Linked DNA regions of Homo sapiens: region 1 is linked to region 2. Evidence: chromatin loops called from intact Hi-C (ENCODE). Cell type or tissue: natural killer cell. All regions are shown on one strand.

Region 1 (8,000 bases), 50 kb before region 2:
TCCCTTAGAAGATGACTTTTTTGTGGTTTGTTTTGTTGTTGTTGTTGTTGTTGCTGTTGTTTTTAGTGTTGGTCTTTTAAATTTATTATTTTAAAAAAGACAATTTTTTAGAGAAGCTTTAGGTTCAAAGCAAAACTAAGTGGATGGTACTGAGATTTCCTAACTTTAGACTTTACAGTTTTTTCTTTCACTAGATAGGGTTTATTTTTGGTAAAATTATGTAAATGAAGCTACATACCCCTCCTCCATTCACTCACATGTATAACTGTCCTCATTATCAACTACCCCAGAGTCTATAGGTTACATTACGGTTCACTCTTGGTATTGTACAATCTATGGATTTGGACAAATGTATAATGATATGTACCCACCATTATAGTATCATAGAGAGTGGTTTCATTTCTCTAAAAATCGTCTGTGAAATGACCCAGTTTTAGCAGAAAGAACTAGCCTGTGGGTAATGAATTAGAGGAATACTTAGAGTTCTGGTCCCAGTTCTGCTACACACTGGACCTTGGATAACTTGCATCAATCAGATAATCTAGTTCTTCTAGATGAAAAATTTTACAGTTCTATCTTTGCCTAGACTATGTTTGTTTTTGTTTTTTTAGACAGAGGCTTGCTCTATTGCCCAGACTAGAGTGCAGTAGCGTGATCTTGGCTCGCTGCAACCTCCGCCTCCTGGGTTCAAGCAATTCTCCTGCCTCAGCCTCCCGAGTAGCTGGACTACAGGCGCCCACCACCACACCCAGCTGATTTTTGTATTTTTAGTAGAGATGGAGTTTCGCCATGTCGGCCAGGCTGGTCTCAAACTCCTGACCTCAGGTAATCCACCTGCCTAGGCCTCCCAAAGTGCTGGCATTACAGGCGTGAGCCACCGTGCCCAGCTGGGCTAGACTATGTTAAGTTTCCCTGCTAGACCAACCATAACTAGCATTGCAGACATGTGACAGTGGCAACTAGAATTAGAATTCATACTTTCATTCATTTATTTCTTCAAAGATTCATTAAGCATCTATTCACTGTGAGACCACTGTGCTAAGCACTGGAGAAACAATGGTTAAAAAGGTCACACTCTGCTCACGTAAGGAACTTGCTATTTAAAAAGAAAGGCAGCTAGGTTAACAAGTGGTTTTAAGACAGGGTGTTGACTACTTTATGATTGGGAGTGTCCAGGAAGACTCTGCAGAGGAGATATATCTGAGAGGAGGGAAGAATAGGAATGAGAAGTAAAGGAAGAATACTTTAGATAGAGTATAGACAATGTTCAAAGCCCCTGGAAGTAAAAGAGAACAAGGTCTGTGCTGTTTCTCGGAACTCAGAGTTTACTGTAGCTGGAACACAGAACTATAAAAGGGAACATGGAGTTGATGAGTCTAGGTTTGTACAAGTTAAGTTTGGGGTGTTGGTGGAAAATGCAAGTATATGTTTCCAGTAGGCAGCTGTACATATGAGCTGAGAGATACTGTTTAGAGATAGAGAATAAAGTCACTAGCATGTAAAGGTCCCTGAAACCCCAAAAGGAGAAGAGATCACTGAGGAGGAATAGGTGGAAGAGGATTTTATTGTAGTTCACAGAAAAGAAGTCTCTAAATGGGCTTGAAGGAACCCATGAAGTGGGCAGATACACTAAAGAAACCAATTTCTCATATTTACTTTGAATACTGCCTTAATAGAAAACAATTTCTGGCCAGGCACGGTGGCTCACGCCTGTAATCCCAGCACTTTGGGAGGCCGAGGTGGGTGGATCACGAGGTCAGGAGATTGAGACCATCCTGGCTAACATGGTGAAACTCCATCTCTACTAAAAATACAAAAAAATTAGCCGGGCGTGGTAGTGGGCGCCTGTAGTCCCAGCTACTCGGGAGGCTGAGGCAGGAGAATGGCGTGAACCCGGGAGGTGGAGGTTGCAGTGAGCCGAGATCACGCCACTGCACTCCAGCCTGGGCGACAGAGCGAGACTCTGTCTCAAAGAAAAAAAAAAAAAAAAAAGAAAAAAGAAAACAATTTCTAAAGTCTGATTCTGTTCTTTTACACTCATTATCATAGCATGGTAGTCTAGAAAAGTTTCTTGTTTTCAGAAATACCAGAAAACTTACTCTGCCATTACTATGACTTTCATGTTCCTTCATTTACTTTGGGCCTACATTAAGTGGAAAGAGGCTAAGGCAAAGGATATAAAGCAAAGCTAATGCAGTTATCCGTTGGTTTTACTGTCATCACTTAACACAGAAATCAGCAAGCTTCTTCTGCAAAGGGCCAGATAATACATGTTTTCAGTTTTGTAGGCCATAAAGTTTCTTTAACTACTCAACTCTTCTATATGAAACCAGCCATAGATAATACATAAAGCAGTAAGTATGGCTGTGTTCCATTAAAACTTTATTTACCAAAACAACTGGGCTGGATTATGGACCTTAATTTGTCAAACCTGGAAACATGTTGGAACACATATATTTTGGTACTTTTGTATGGCCGATTTCTTAGGAATAGAAGCATAAAACCAACAAAGGCCAAAGAGCCTTTTTATCTGGATTTCCTTAAGCCACAATAAACTGTTTTTGTTTTGAAAAGGCTGGAACTTTTCCAGAACTTCATTTTGTGCCAACACAAAACCTGGTCCTCTACCAGACTGCTGATCAATTTGGAGCAAGTTTATAATTAAGAGTGGTGACAGAAATTAAAAACATTGCATCTTTAAACATTCTTACTCTGTCCAGAAAAGTTAAACATTTTTCCAGTATTATTTTGAAGCAGTCCATGGAAGAACTGACAGCCCTGCCATTTCATTTCAGTTTGCAACTGGATGAAACCACTGTTCTCTTCAATGCACTCAGCATTTGGGTTTTGTTTGTAGTATGAATGCTGACTTTATAAAAAGCAAATTCTTATTTTGTGAAAATATTTTTGTCAATCAGAAGTTGGTCTGGAAGAAAAACCCAGGCACCAGATACTCATGATAGGTGGCAACACATCTTTCCCATTATGGTACGGGGAAAGAGGAAGCTCCACCCACTCCATTATTTCAGCTCACTTTGTTCTATGCTGACACAACTCAGATCAAAAGGCTAGACCCAGAACTGTGAAAGAAACTTGTCAATTTCATGAGAACCGGGGCACTGAAGGACCGCCTTTCCAGGTGGCTTTGTCAAGGAATGAAAGCAGAATATAAAGTTCTCCTTTCTTGACTTTCCAGAGGAAACTTAAAAGTACATGCCTGAAAATGGACAGAAATACTATTTCTATTTTTTAATAGAAAAAATCCTTAGAATAATTTCATGAGGAATTTATTAATGTTTGGCTTACTTCTAGTTAGCTTTTTCCCCTAATGCATGAGATAAATCTTTTGATTTAGGGCTCTGCAATTAATATTATGAATGCTGCTAAAAACCCATTTGCTGTTTTAGTCAGGTTGTCATTTTGGAGGAGGAATGGGGATGCAGATGACTACACAAGTCTTCTAATGTTGGAGGAAGTACTTCCACAGGCTAAAGTGAAAAAGCTTTGTCAAATTCTCTGCATACAGAAATTGTAAGACACATGGAAATAAAACTCTTTTGAAGGCCATACTCTTGTTCAGGCAACCATATAATTAAAATATGGATTTATAATCCTTTTCTCGCCCACACAGATAGTGTCACTGATATAAACCAGCCAAAGATGACTTCATTGTCTTGAGGACAAAGAAACTGATGTGGCATAATTTTGATTAAAATCTCTTTAGAGTTCTGGTGCTCTCTGGCACAAGTCTTTAGATACTTAATTTGATAGTCAAAGGATTTTAGTATTTGCTACCATCAGAATGGAAACTCTAAATTGATTTGGCTGTCAAAACTGATAAGCATACTGCCATGTCAAAAATCTCTGTATAACTTTGACATTTTATTCAAGTCAAACAGCAGCTTTCTCATTGAAATTCATTTTTAAGCAGCCTTAAAATTTACCTCTTTTCTTTCATTTATATAATCAAGGGATTTATTTCAATTATTTTTCAGGAATTGACAATTAATTTTGCATAAAAGTTTGATTAAACAGAGTAGACTAATCAGATGTTCATCACTGCCACTACCTATCAGAACCTGAAAGTGACAGAAAAGAAATAAGAAAAGATATTATCACCCAGGACAAAGAGAATGGAAGACAGTGCCAAAGAAAGACTAAAAAAGAAAAAAGCTTTTGGAAGCCAGAAAGTTGACTGACATTGGAGAGGAAGCTGCAACAGCAGCAGCTGAGAGTGATGACACCAATGAGTAGTCTGAGATACTCTGTGGAGATAAATTATTCTTATGCAAACTGGCAAAAACAAAATCTCCCACACAATGAAAAAACTACATGCGAATTTTGAATTAATGTACTAAAATCCATTGTGTGGGGAAGACTTTCATTGAATTCTCATAGAGATCAATGAGAAAAATTAAAAAATAAGAGAATGGGCCGGGTATGGTGGCTCACCTGAGGTCAGGAGTTCAAGACCAGTGTGAGCAACATGGTGAAACCCTGTCTCTACAAAAAAAAAAAAACAAAAATTAGCTGGGCACGGTGGCACATGCCTGTAATCCTAGCTACTCGGGAGGCTGAGGCAGGAGAATCGCTTAAGCCCAGGAGGTGGAGGATGCAGTGAGCTGAGATTGCACCATTGCACTCCCAGCCTGGACAACAGAGCGAGACTGCATCTAACAAAAAAGAAAAAAAAAAGGGGGAACGTACTTTGCATACAAAATGCTCAAAAGGTCCTTACAGATCCTCTAATTCAATCATCTCAGCTAAAAAAGGGAGATAAGCCTCAAACCAGTCAACCATTTAGTGTCAAAAGCTGAGTCTGAATCCTGGGTCTCCAGACTCCCACGTCAGTGTCTTTCCTCTTCCACACACTATTTTAATGTCCAAGCACAGACATAAAGATGGAGAGAGACCTAAGCCTGTATGGATTACTTAGAACAACATAAAGTTGTGACCTTCCTACCTGCTCCTGGATACTGGAAGACATTCTGCTGCATCTGAGGATTGATTCCAGTGCCAAACTGTCCTCCTATGTTTCCTGTCATGCCTCTGCTCACCATGCTGTTGCGGTTGGCCAAGGATGCTTCAGGATTTGCTGCTAGTTGTGAAAACGGGCTGGTAGAAGCAGGTGGGGTTCCTGGATTTGTACCATAGTTTGGTGGATAGGGGAATTGCTGTGGAGCACCCTGAGGAAGACGGGGGTTCCCCATTTGAACTGGTAGTCCAGATGAGGGAGGGAGGTTGTTCCCAAAGCTTTGCTGCCTCATAAGCATGGCTCTTTGCTGCTGTATTAGCTGCCTCTGTCGGTGCTGTTGACTGTACAGTTCCCGCTGACGTTGTGCCAACATTTGAGCATTCAGGGGTGGCTGAAAAGCAGGAAAAAACTCACTTACTAAAATTATTATAATCACTATCTATCCTGGAAAGTTCATTGGATTAAGGCCTACTTGCTTGGGGCAATAAAGTACATAGCAATTATCACTGTACAAGGGAAACTAAAACAGAAAAGGAACAAAAACCTCTTAAGTAACAATCACAGGAGAAAAAATGAATTAAGTATATTTTACAGATTAAAAGTAGTCAAGAAATGCTAAACAATATCTGACCATTATAAATGAGAACGCAAATTCTCAATGAAAAGTCACACAGAACTGAAAAATTCAAAGAAAGTATGTATTGATTAGTATTATAATATTGGCCATGAACATTGTTAAGAGAAACATGAAGACCATAAGGAAGTGAAAGAAAATGTGCTTGATGACTTCTGTCCTATCCTTCATTAGATCATTAGAAGACTTTTTCAATTCCAAAAAATTTACTGTGTTTCTGGTAAAGAGAAACTTAGTTTTTCCACTTTTCTCACTGAGAACATTATCCCAGTTTATTTAAATGAATAACATGTGATTATAGGTGATTTTAATTTTCATTATACTTTTCTATATTTACCAAATTATTACGATGAACATGTACTACCTTTACAATTAGAAAAAACCTACAAATACCATTAAAAAAGGAAGATTCTGAAATCTAGGATCCAATGCCTAAGAAATTATCACTTAAAAAGAAAATAAGTAGAAATAAAATAGTAAAAAGAAATAAATGGAAACAGCTATTTTGTATTATTATTGGAGTTTCAGATTATTCCAGGCATTAGTGTAAGTGGTTTCAGTTATAATATTATGGATGAGGAAAGAAGTGGTCAAATTAGCTTAAAATCATTTTTTCAATGTAACATGGCATATCAATAAAGCCTTCTTCAGAAAATGTCAATTCAGATTGAGAATCTGGTTAAAGCATACAGCTCTTGCCAACTACATATAGTCTAATCTAGAAGAAACTATGAAATAAGACTTTCTGATAGGAATTATCTTTATGTGAATCCAAAAGTGGGGTCTTGTTTCCTTACAACCTAATTACTCCTGAATTAGCTAGCACTAAGATTTATAATTTGTAAGACAGAGAAACTGAAATCTGGATCCATGAAGATGTCAATATCTGCTGCTTACCAACAACTTCAGTCAATACAGTCATGTGATGCATAAAGACATTTCAGCAATAAGACATTTTAGTAATAAGACATTTCAGTTGCACACAATGGACCAAATTCGGTGGTCCCATAAGATTATAATACTACAGTATTTTACTGTACCTCTTCCACGTTTAGGTATGTTTTGATATACAAATACCATAACAATTGTCTACAGTATTCAGTAGAGTAACATGCAGTACAGGTTTATAGCCTAGGAGCAATAGGCTATACACATAGCCAGGATGCTAAGTAGGCTATACCATGTAGGTTTGTGTAAATACACTCTATGACCTTTGCACAATTATGAAGTTGCCTAATAACACATTTTTCAGAACATATCCCTGTCTTTAAGTCATGCATGGCTGTATTTATCTCTTTAATAATACAGGTGCTGGCTTTATTTGCTCCTAATCCATCTAGTTCCATATTGTGGAGAGGAAAAGAGTATTGTTTAAATCCTCTCTAAAATTCCTTATCTCCAAGATTTTTACATCAACTTTGTTATGAAATAAAAGTAAGTAGTTGAAACAAAAAATTTTTAGGTATGTATGGGGTAAAGTAGAGAGTGAGTACTAGGTAACATTTAGAAGTCCACCTAGTTCTTTTTATGTTTAAAGTTCTAATGGCTCTGGGTTTATTAAAAAAAAAAAGGGATTTAAAAAATAAATACAAGCTAGAAAATGCTGATGTTCAAATTGAACATAGTACACAAGATAGTTAAGACAGCTTAGCAATGTGACTGGGTTTTGATCAGGTTTCGGGTACCGTTCACACAGTTTCGTATCAGAGGCTTCCTGTTACTGGTGCTATTCGCTACAGAAATAAGAGTTTTTTCTACTTAGTCATCTGGTATCCAATAACAATGACAATAATAACAATAAAACAAAACAAAGCACCATTTGCTTTAGATCAAATATCAGTAAGAGGTATCAAAAGTAGATTATTAATTCATTCTCAAAGAAAACTACACTACAAACATCATTAAAAGATCAGCTCACAGACCATTTCAAAGACACTCAAGTCAACACTTTAAGAAACACTATGTGGGTTAAAGAAGTACTAATGACGTCTGGTTTTCTCACATTACCTGAGGTGTAATTTGCTGTTGCATGCCTGATCTCATATTGATGCCAACAGGAGCAGTTGCTGCAAACTGGTTTAAGATAGCTTGCCGATTTTGGTGTATCAACTAGAGAAAAATGGAAACAATAAGATATATTTCTACACACAAGCATAACACGGGCCTTATAAAGTAACACAAACTTTCTATTGATTACTAAAAAGTTTTAGTGTTGCAGGTTTGGTTAGATTATTTCCTATGTTTATTTTCCAAAAGGCTAGTAGTTCCCAATGTTTATAAAACACTTATTGCCTCCAAAACACTATGGCAAAGTATTTAAAAGTAGGATACAAACACACTGCACTCCAGCCTGGGTGACAGAGCGAGACTGTCTCAAAAACAAACAAACAA
Region 2 (8,000 bases):
AAGAAGCAAGCCTTTTCCTTTCTAACCTTTGTTGGGCTGTAGGCAATACTGTATTTAAGACTAAACAAAGACTGAAGACAACAAAAGTTAAATCAGAAAAACAGTAAGTGAGAACATTAAGATTTGCTAGGCAGTATGCACACGGAACATACGCTTTATAAAATTTAGTGGTGATTCGCCATTGTTATCATATTTAAACAAATTTCCAAATGGCTATGAGAGAATTCAGGTAAGTTATTCCTCAGTTAACAGAGGGCCAATTAATCCAGTTTGTGAATATTAAGACCTGTTTTATTACGTTTTACAGAATCTTACAGTCACACAAAATAATACAAGATATATATAGAATATATATATATAAATTAAGAATTAATGAGATAAAAACCTGCCAACCCACCACTCAACTTCAGAACTTGACGTTACCAATATTGCTCCATCACATGTGCACTCCTCCCTTGTCACCACCCCCATCTTTAAATTCTCCTGTGAATGGGCATCTAGACTGTTATCGGTTTTTTGCCATTACAATCAGCACTGCTATGAACATCTTTCACGTGTTGCATGGTACATGCATGTGAGAACTTCTCTAGTGTATATATGTAGGAACAGAATTGTTAGATTGTAGGTTATGTGAATGTTCAACTTTATAATATTAATTTTAAACTGTCTTCCTGAAACTTGTACCACTCTATGCTTCCACCAGCAATGTGTAAGAGTTAGTGCTAATCTAACATCCTTTCATCACTTGTGTTGTCAGGCTTCTTTATGTTTTCAAATTAGTAGGTGAAAAATGCTATCTCATTGTGGTCTAAATTTTTATTTCCCAATTATTAGAGTTCACCACTAATGTTTCCTCTTCTATGAATGCCTGATTAAATATTTTCCCCATCTTCCCCTTCTTCATACAATCAACTCAAATCTATCATCCAGTTTGTGCCTCCTCATTGAACTAATCCCCTCTTTATATATCTCATTTTGTTTAGAAATAAAATATTCATTAGACCTTTTTAACTTCGGGTCTTGAATCTGATGTACCCAGTCCTACTTGATCAGGTTATCACCTAAGTCTTGGCATAAATGTAAATAGTAGAAAGAAAATAAACTGAAACTCAAGGAAATTTTGTCATTTAAGAACAGTTTGGGGAAAGCCTGGTGAACACTGTAACTGAAACTATAAAAGATTTTAGATTTTTAAGAATTTTAATTGTTCAACCCTTGTTTCTTATGTCAGAGATAAAAAGTTGGTTATAGCAGGGATTCCACTGCTACATAATCTTCCTATACAATAATGCTCCTCACAGGCAGTGACTAAGGGAGGCATATGCATGTGTGTGTTCATGTCAGGGTTGGCCCCACCAGAGAGCATGAGAGTTTAGAGTTTGGGGACTGGCAGGAGAGAAAGTGATTAAGTTATCAGCAATGGTACCAGATGGGTAATATAATGACTATCTTAGTGAAGAATCATGAACAGCTTGATTTAGAATACTCTGCCTACTACAGGAAAGTTTAACCAACCAACTAAACAACAATAAAAAGCCCCACTGTTCAACATTTCCTAGTAAAATACTTTTTTCTTTTTTTAAGAGATATGGATCATCCCATGAAGAGTTAAAAAGTACTACAAAAACTTAAGAAATTAAATGTTTAACATTTATTATACTTATTCTTTTTAGCTAAGTCAATTCTATGATTTATATAATGTTAGTTTTACATTTTAAGCATATTTTATATTTCCTTGGTATCTTTGTACAATAACTGTGTACAGTATAGTGATGCCCTTTTAATAGTGCTTTAGTGAAAAGTAATGTAATACAAGAAAGGGCTCCACATTAGGGCCTAAAGGTGTCCATTCTCGGCAAAGGGCTGTATGGTTTTGATCAAATCACCATCCCCTCATTTGTAAATCTAGGTTGGATTCTGTGATATTGGAGGTTCCCTCTCTCTCTATATATATATAGTTATTTTATGGCCCAGAGGCTAATTTTTTATTTTACATGATTATGGTTATTTTTATATATTTATACATATTACCAGGTATATCTAAAATTTTAACAGCTGGGTTCTTAGAAACAAAACTACCAGGGATAACACTGTTCTTATGGGAAAATACAGTCCTCAAAGCAATCCAATTTAGAATTCAATTTATACAAATGCAATATGAGGAAAAGCTGAAACATATTGTTCCTAAATTAGCCTCATAACTTTTAGGCCTCCCCCATCTCTGACATTTTTTCTGTGACCTGACAATAACCTTTTTCAACATGTTTTCATTCTGCTATCTCACAAAGCCCTTATTTGGTTTCTTTTTATGTTAACTGGTTACTGACAGAAAAGACCAATTTTCTTTTTCAATGGACTCTATTTTTCCTTCATGCAAAATACTTTCAATTTTCAATAATTAAAAAAAAATTTTAAAAAAATTTAAATAAATTTTTGTTTTTGGACAAACCTACATATCCATAGTACGTTTATTAAATTTTTCCAGTGTTGTTCATGGTAGAGACTGGAAAGGAACATAATACATGGTAGACTCAAAAACAGAATGAAGAAGGCTATGATAATTGATAATTACTATCCTTAGATGCCATCTCTCCATGCTCAGAGACATTCTCTTTACCATTTTCTATTATCTGTGCTAATTTATCCATACTAGTTCTTTAGTAAGAGCAGTTGGAAGTTTATCTCTAAAAACACAAGCACAAAGTATACAACATTAGAATATTAGATTATTGGCACTAAAAAATTAATACATAATGAAATAGGATCTTATAAAAAGGTGGTAAAAGTCAAAATGTACACTAAAACTAAACTTTCACAAAGCATAAAATTCAGAAGAAATTATTTTTAAAATCTTAGTCTGCTAGAAAATATACCTTTAATATTTATCTCTATTTTAAAATTAGAGAGGTAAGTGATATATATGTAACTCTGGTTGTCGTAAAAGCATGAACATACAACATGTTAGTGTAAAGATAAAATCAAATAATATAAGAAAAATACTTCATCAACTATAAAGAACAGTAACAACTTGTTCTTGCTGAAAATAAAATCTGAAGTAGGCCTTTAAGAAGAATGCCTTATTTATAGGCAGTCTGTTACTCAGTTTGAGGCTCTCCTGCCCTCCTTCTAGTACTTCTAACTTACCTCTCTGTCTTGCTTATCTTTAGACTTCTGCAGCTCTGGTTCCTCAATTAGGAGTACTCGTTCTGCATCAAGACCCTTTCTTGCTGCCCCCCTTCCAAGACCCATACTTTAAGTAGTGGGCACCACTTCATCCTTTGGGGCTCAGTATCAGCTCCTCAGACAGGCCTTTGCTGACCAACTAATTTCATATATCCTCCCTTATACCATCTCATAACTTCCATCATCAAAAATAACACAATTTGTCACTGAATCATTTTTGTTCAACCATATACATCTTGAGGAATCACCTAATGACAGGCACTTCTAGGGACTCAATCGGTATGTGCTAAATAAATTTAAAGAAAAAGAATTAAAAAAAAAAATAGCCAGATACGTTTAAGCATAATAGTAAAACTACCATATTCATATCTATTTAAATAAATGTATGTATATCTACATATTTACATATCTATATCTTCTCAATTTCTTTAAACATTTTATTCCATGATTTGAAAAATAATTTGTAATCAAACAAATATAGGTATATAAAGTTATAAAAAGTGTTCCCCAGCACCCTGACCATGATAATGATCATAGTATCTAAATTGTATAATCTCAAGAGCACCATTTAAAATGTTTTCTGTATAAGACTAGGGAGCAAAGCCTAAATCTCATAGAACAGAAAGACATTCTGGATATAATTAGTTTTAAGGGCAGAGTCACATTATTAATACCTATGGAACATTCTGAACTTTACAATTAGTACCTGTAGTATCTTGCTTGGTCATAAAGGATTCTACACCCGTAATAGCTGGAGGCCGAGGTAATCGCCGTGCAATACAAATCAGACATGACTGGAAATCTGCCCAAAACAAGACGGGGAAATTGAAGGATAGAGAGTAGAAAATGGTTTATATCTATCACTCGCCATTAATGGTTTTCATAAAAACAATACATGTTGGCCAGACGTGGTGGCTCACGCCTGTAATCCCAGCACTTTGGGAGGCCGAGGTGGGTGGATCACAAGATCGAGACCATGCTGGCTAACACGGTGAAACCCTGTATCTACTAAAAAACACAAAAAAATTAGCCGGGCATGGTGGCGGGCGCCTGCAGTCCCCGCTACTCGGGAGGCTGAGGCAGGAGAATGGCGTGAACCCGGGAGGTGGAGCTTGCAGTGAGCCGAGATCACGCCACTGCAGTCCAGCCTGGGCCACAGAGCGAGACTCCGTCTCAAAAAAACAAAAACAAAAACGTGTTACAGCACCTGACATAATATTGCATAATACTGAAATCATTCTTATCTAATAGTGTATTAGAAATAAAATTGCTGGCAACCAAAAACTGACAGCTCCAGGTAGAGAGTTAGTTGGCATAAACCATTCCTTCCTATTGAATGCTCTTATATATACCAGAGGAGAGAGATGCATCTCATGTACTGGATGATAACAACTACAAGTAGTAGTTTTGGTTAGATATAAGTGGCACAGTGTTTTTTAAAATACAGTTTTGTAGTCAATTTCTTATATTCACCAGTACTTAATGGCTAAAAAGATTATTCTTATAACCACAGTGTAGATAATTATATGAGAAAAACAACCTTTAACTCTGAAGCACTATTTTGCTCTTGACAGATGACTTCATGTTTTTAGGATATACAATTTTTTCAAAGTCCCATTCCCAAGTTTTGTTTTGAGGATGTTAAACACAATATCACACAGCTAAAAATGAACTTTAATCAAGTAAGATTTGGCATGTGTATTTTGTAAAAAGTCTCCAGTTGATTGTTACCTCCGTTTCCTGGTGAGACCTGCTACATACATGGCTTTCTTGCATCTGACTGACTTCTTGTCTACTACCTTCCCTTGTCCTTACTCCAGTTCCCAATTTGTGATTTTCTAAACTTAGCCCAGTCTAAGTTTACATGGAAAACTCATCCACTGTCACATATTTAACTAATTCCATGTTGACACCATGTTCATATTAGAGCTTCAGCATGTTTCCATCTGTTCTTAAGTTTTCTCCTTATAAATTACCTTGTATAGCCTGAAAAATGCCAACTCTATTCTCCAATGTTCCCTACACTCTAAACTTGAAACTTTCTAAAAATCAGAGCTGTTCAACAGTCTGCTGCATCTGGTACATTTCCAACTGGCAGCAGTTAGTTACATCTCTTATTTCTAGACAGCAAGTTGGTTTGAATTATTTGACATTTTAGTGGGAATGCCAGCTTAAAACTGAGAATCTGGGGGGCATATTAAAGGAATGATTCTAGATGTTAGTAATTATTGTTTTTTAAGTATTAAGAATATATAGCAAATGGAATAGCCACTATGATACATATTATAGTAACCAAAAATACTATCTGAAAAAGGCAGTTTATAATTAATTTCCTCTCTTTTCCTTAAAGTCACAGAAGAAATAAACACTTTAAAAAGACCGTTTGGCTTTACCTTCTCCATCCTCTTGAATTGATTTTGGCTGTGACACAGTGAAACACTGCATTACTTCATAACGCTGGCAAGCTTCTTGGTTCTCGGTCCCTGGCTCATCTGGAGGGTGAATTAGCATCCTGCAGTTAAAGGTATGGCTATTTCGTCGTGTTGCCTCTTGAGGCCAAGGAACTCCATTTACTGAGGAAGAAAAATTGATTATGTGCTTGCGAATATGGTGAAAAAGCACAAACTCTGAAGATACAAAAGATGTACTTTAAGCCATCTGCTTAATTAGATACTCAGATTAAAAGACAGACTGACCTCTTCAGATCTAACATTATCCTGAGGCAATAGAATACTTATCTCCCTAGCAAATCTAAATGTCTACCAATTAGAAAACTGTAACATTTCCAAGAAAATACGTATGATCTTCCCCTCAAATACTATAATCAAAGGCAAAAATTAAAAATTAAAACTTACTAGCCATTTTGCTCAGAATTTTACAGCAGTTAATGAGTTTTTCAGTTGGTTTCCAGTTATACTTTGACAATGAAAAAATGATTCAAAACCACAGGTACATTGGTAAGTGGGGTTTTAACTTGGCAATCACGGATTCTTAAGGTTGGCTTTTGTGTGGATGTGCACCTTTCTGGGGAAGAAGATTTCAATTTTCTCAGAGTCTGTCACTCAAAAAAAGTATTAAGAATATAGCGCAATCTCAATTTCTCATAACCATTTTTTCCTTTTGCTTTATTTTACTTAACTAGCACAGTTCATATGCTACAATACCTTGGATATAGTGGATAATCAATATTATTATGTAAAAAAAGACTGCTAAAAAATAAATGTTACCTGATCCAGTATAGGAAAAATGAATTCAGTTGTTGAAAAGGTATCTATTTCAAGTAAAAACCACGTGTGGTAGCTCATAATTTCCCAGTCACAGTGTCATGTTTAAATCACGTGGTCATGAGATGATCAGAGGGTTTTTAACACTGCCTTTTTTTTTTTTTTTTTTTTTTTTTTTGAGATGGAATCTCACTTTGTCACCCATGCTGGAGTGCAATGGTGTGATCTCGGCTCACCACAACCTGCGCCTCCTGGATTAAAGTGATTCTCCTGCCTCAGTCTCCTGAGTAGCTGGGATTATAGGTGTGTGCCACCACGCTGGGCTAATTTTTTATTTTTAGTACAGACAGGGTTTCACCATGTTGGCCAGGCTGGTCTCGTACTCCTGACCTCATGATCCACCCATCTCGGCCTCCCAAAATGCTGAGATTACAGGTGTGAGCCACCACGCCTGGCCAAGGCTGCTTTTTTACTGTTCCCAAACGTTTTCCTACCTTAAACTCTCCAATGACCCTCCTTCCTTTTTTCCATCTCATCCTTTATTAAGTGTTAGAGGAAATCATGGAAACAAACCTATACTGGAGTAAGAAGTCCTGGGTTCTGCTATTAGCAAGTTCTAAGGTTTGGGTTAATCTTTGATGCTCATTGTCTCATTTTTTAAAATAAAAGAATCTACTACCTTATCTCTAAAGTCATTTATACTTTAAAATTTCAAAATAAAATACATAAGATACCTTGATACTTGATTCAAATATCAGTAGTGATTTTAATAGAAAGAATCATTTCAAGTCCCCAGTTACAACAAACATATATGACTATTTTCAAAAGGAAATGAAGTTTCTATTCTGTTGGGGGAACAATGTGGAAAATGAAGAGCTATGAATAACATTTTTATATGCATGTCTGGTTTAGTTATATAGGATTTCTGTCCAAGGTCCTCCCCTCCACTTTTGGAGCATATATAGGCTAAAGAGTGGAAGGAAAGGGAGGAAAAAAAGAAAAATGAATGTAAAAATTAGCATATCCATTCATTTTTAGAGCTCTCTTCTCATGTACTGAATAAATGGATTAAGTTGTCTAATTATTAGGAAAACTCTCCAACTAAAGTAAATAGACCCTATGATAAAAAAATGGATTTGTGCCACGCGTGGCGGCTCACGCCTGTAATCCCAGCACTTTGGGAGGCTGAGGCGGGCAGATCATGAGGTCAGAGATCGAGACCATCCTGGCTAACACAGTGAAACCCTGTCTCTACTAAAATTACAGAAAATTAGCCAGGTGTGGTGGCGGGCACCTACCAAGTAGTTGTCCCAGCTACTTGGGAGCCTGGGAGGCGGAGCTTGCAGTGAGCCAAGATTGCACCACTGCACTCCAGCCTGGGTGACAGAGTGAGACTCCATCTCAAAAAAAAAAAGGATTCGTTAACACTACTCAAAGAAATCAGAGATGACACAAACACATAGAAAAACATCCCATGCTCATGAATAGGAGGAATAAATATCATTAAAATGGCCATACTGCCCAAAGCAATTTACAGATTCAATGCTATTCCTATCAAACTACCAATGACATTTTTCACAGAACTGGAAGAAA

The links. A loop is a pair of places that touch in the nucleus more often than their neighbours do. Peaks named below come from ENCODE experiments on the same cell type or tissue, not always from the same donor. Only the 100,000 strongest peaks of a DNase experiment are listed, where the experiment ranks them.
Region 1: it touches region 2 in a loop (2.9-fold over the local background); 3 of 110 quality-filtered maps call a loop at or near these places.

What each region holds. Positions count from the first base shown.
Region 1 is chr2:24,739,150-24,747,149 of GRCh38, reverse strand. It overlaps NCOA1 (nuclear receptor coactivator 1), which reads right to left. Exons shown (of 23, transcript NM_003743.5): 18 at 7,617-7,718; 19 at 4,964-5,366. Among named protein-coding and RNA genes, the nearest start is that of PTRHD1, 50 kb to the left of the region's middle. In natural killer cell, no CTCF peak of the experiment used is centred here; DNase peaks (open chromatin) are centred at 1,099, 3,039, 7,299 and 7,619; H3K27ac peaks cover 5,346 bases.
Region 2 is chr2:24,689,237-24,697,236 of GRCh38, reverse strand. It overlaps NCOA1 (nuclear receptor coactivator 1), which reads right to left. Exons shown (of 23, transcript NM_003743.5): 9 at 5,577-5,756; 10 at 3,890-3,985. Among named protein-coding and RNA genes, the nearest start is that of PTRHD1, 100 kb to the left of the region's middle. In natural killer cell, no CTCF peak of the experiment used is centred here; no DNase peak of the experiment used is centred here.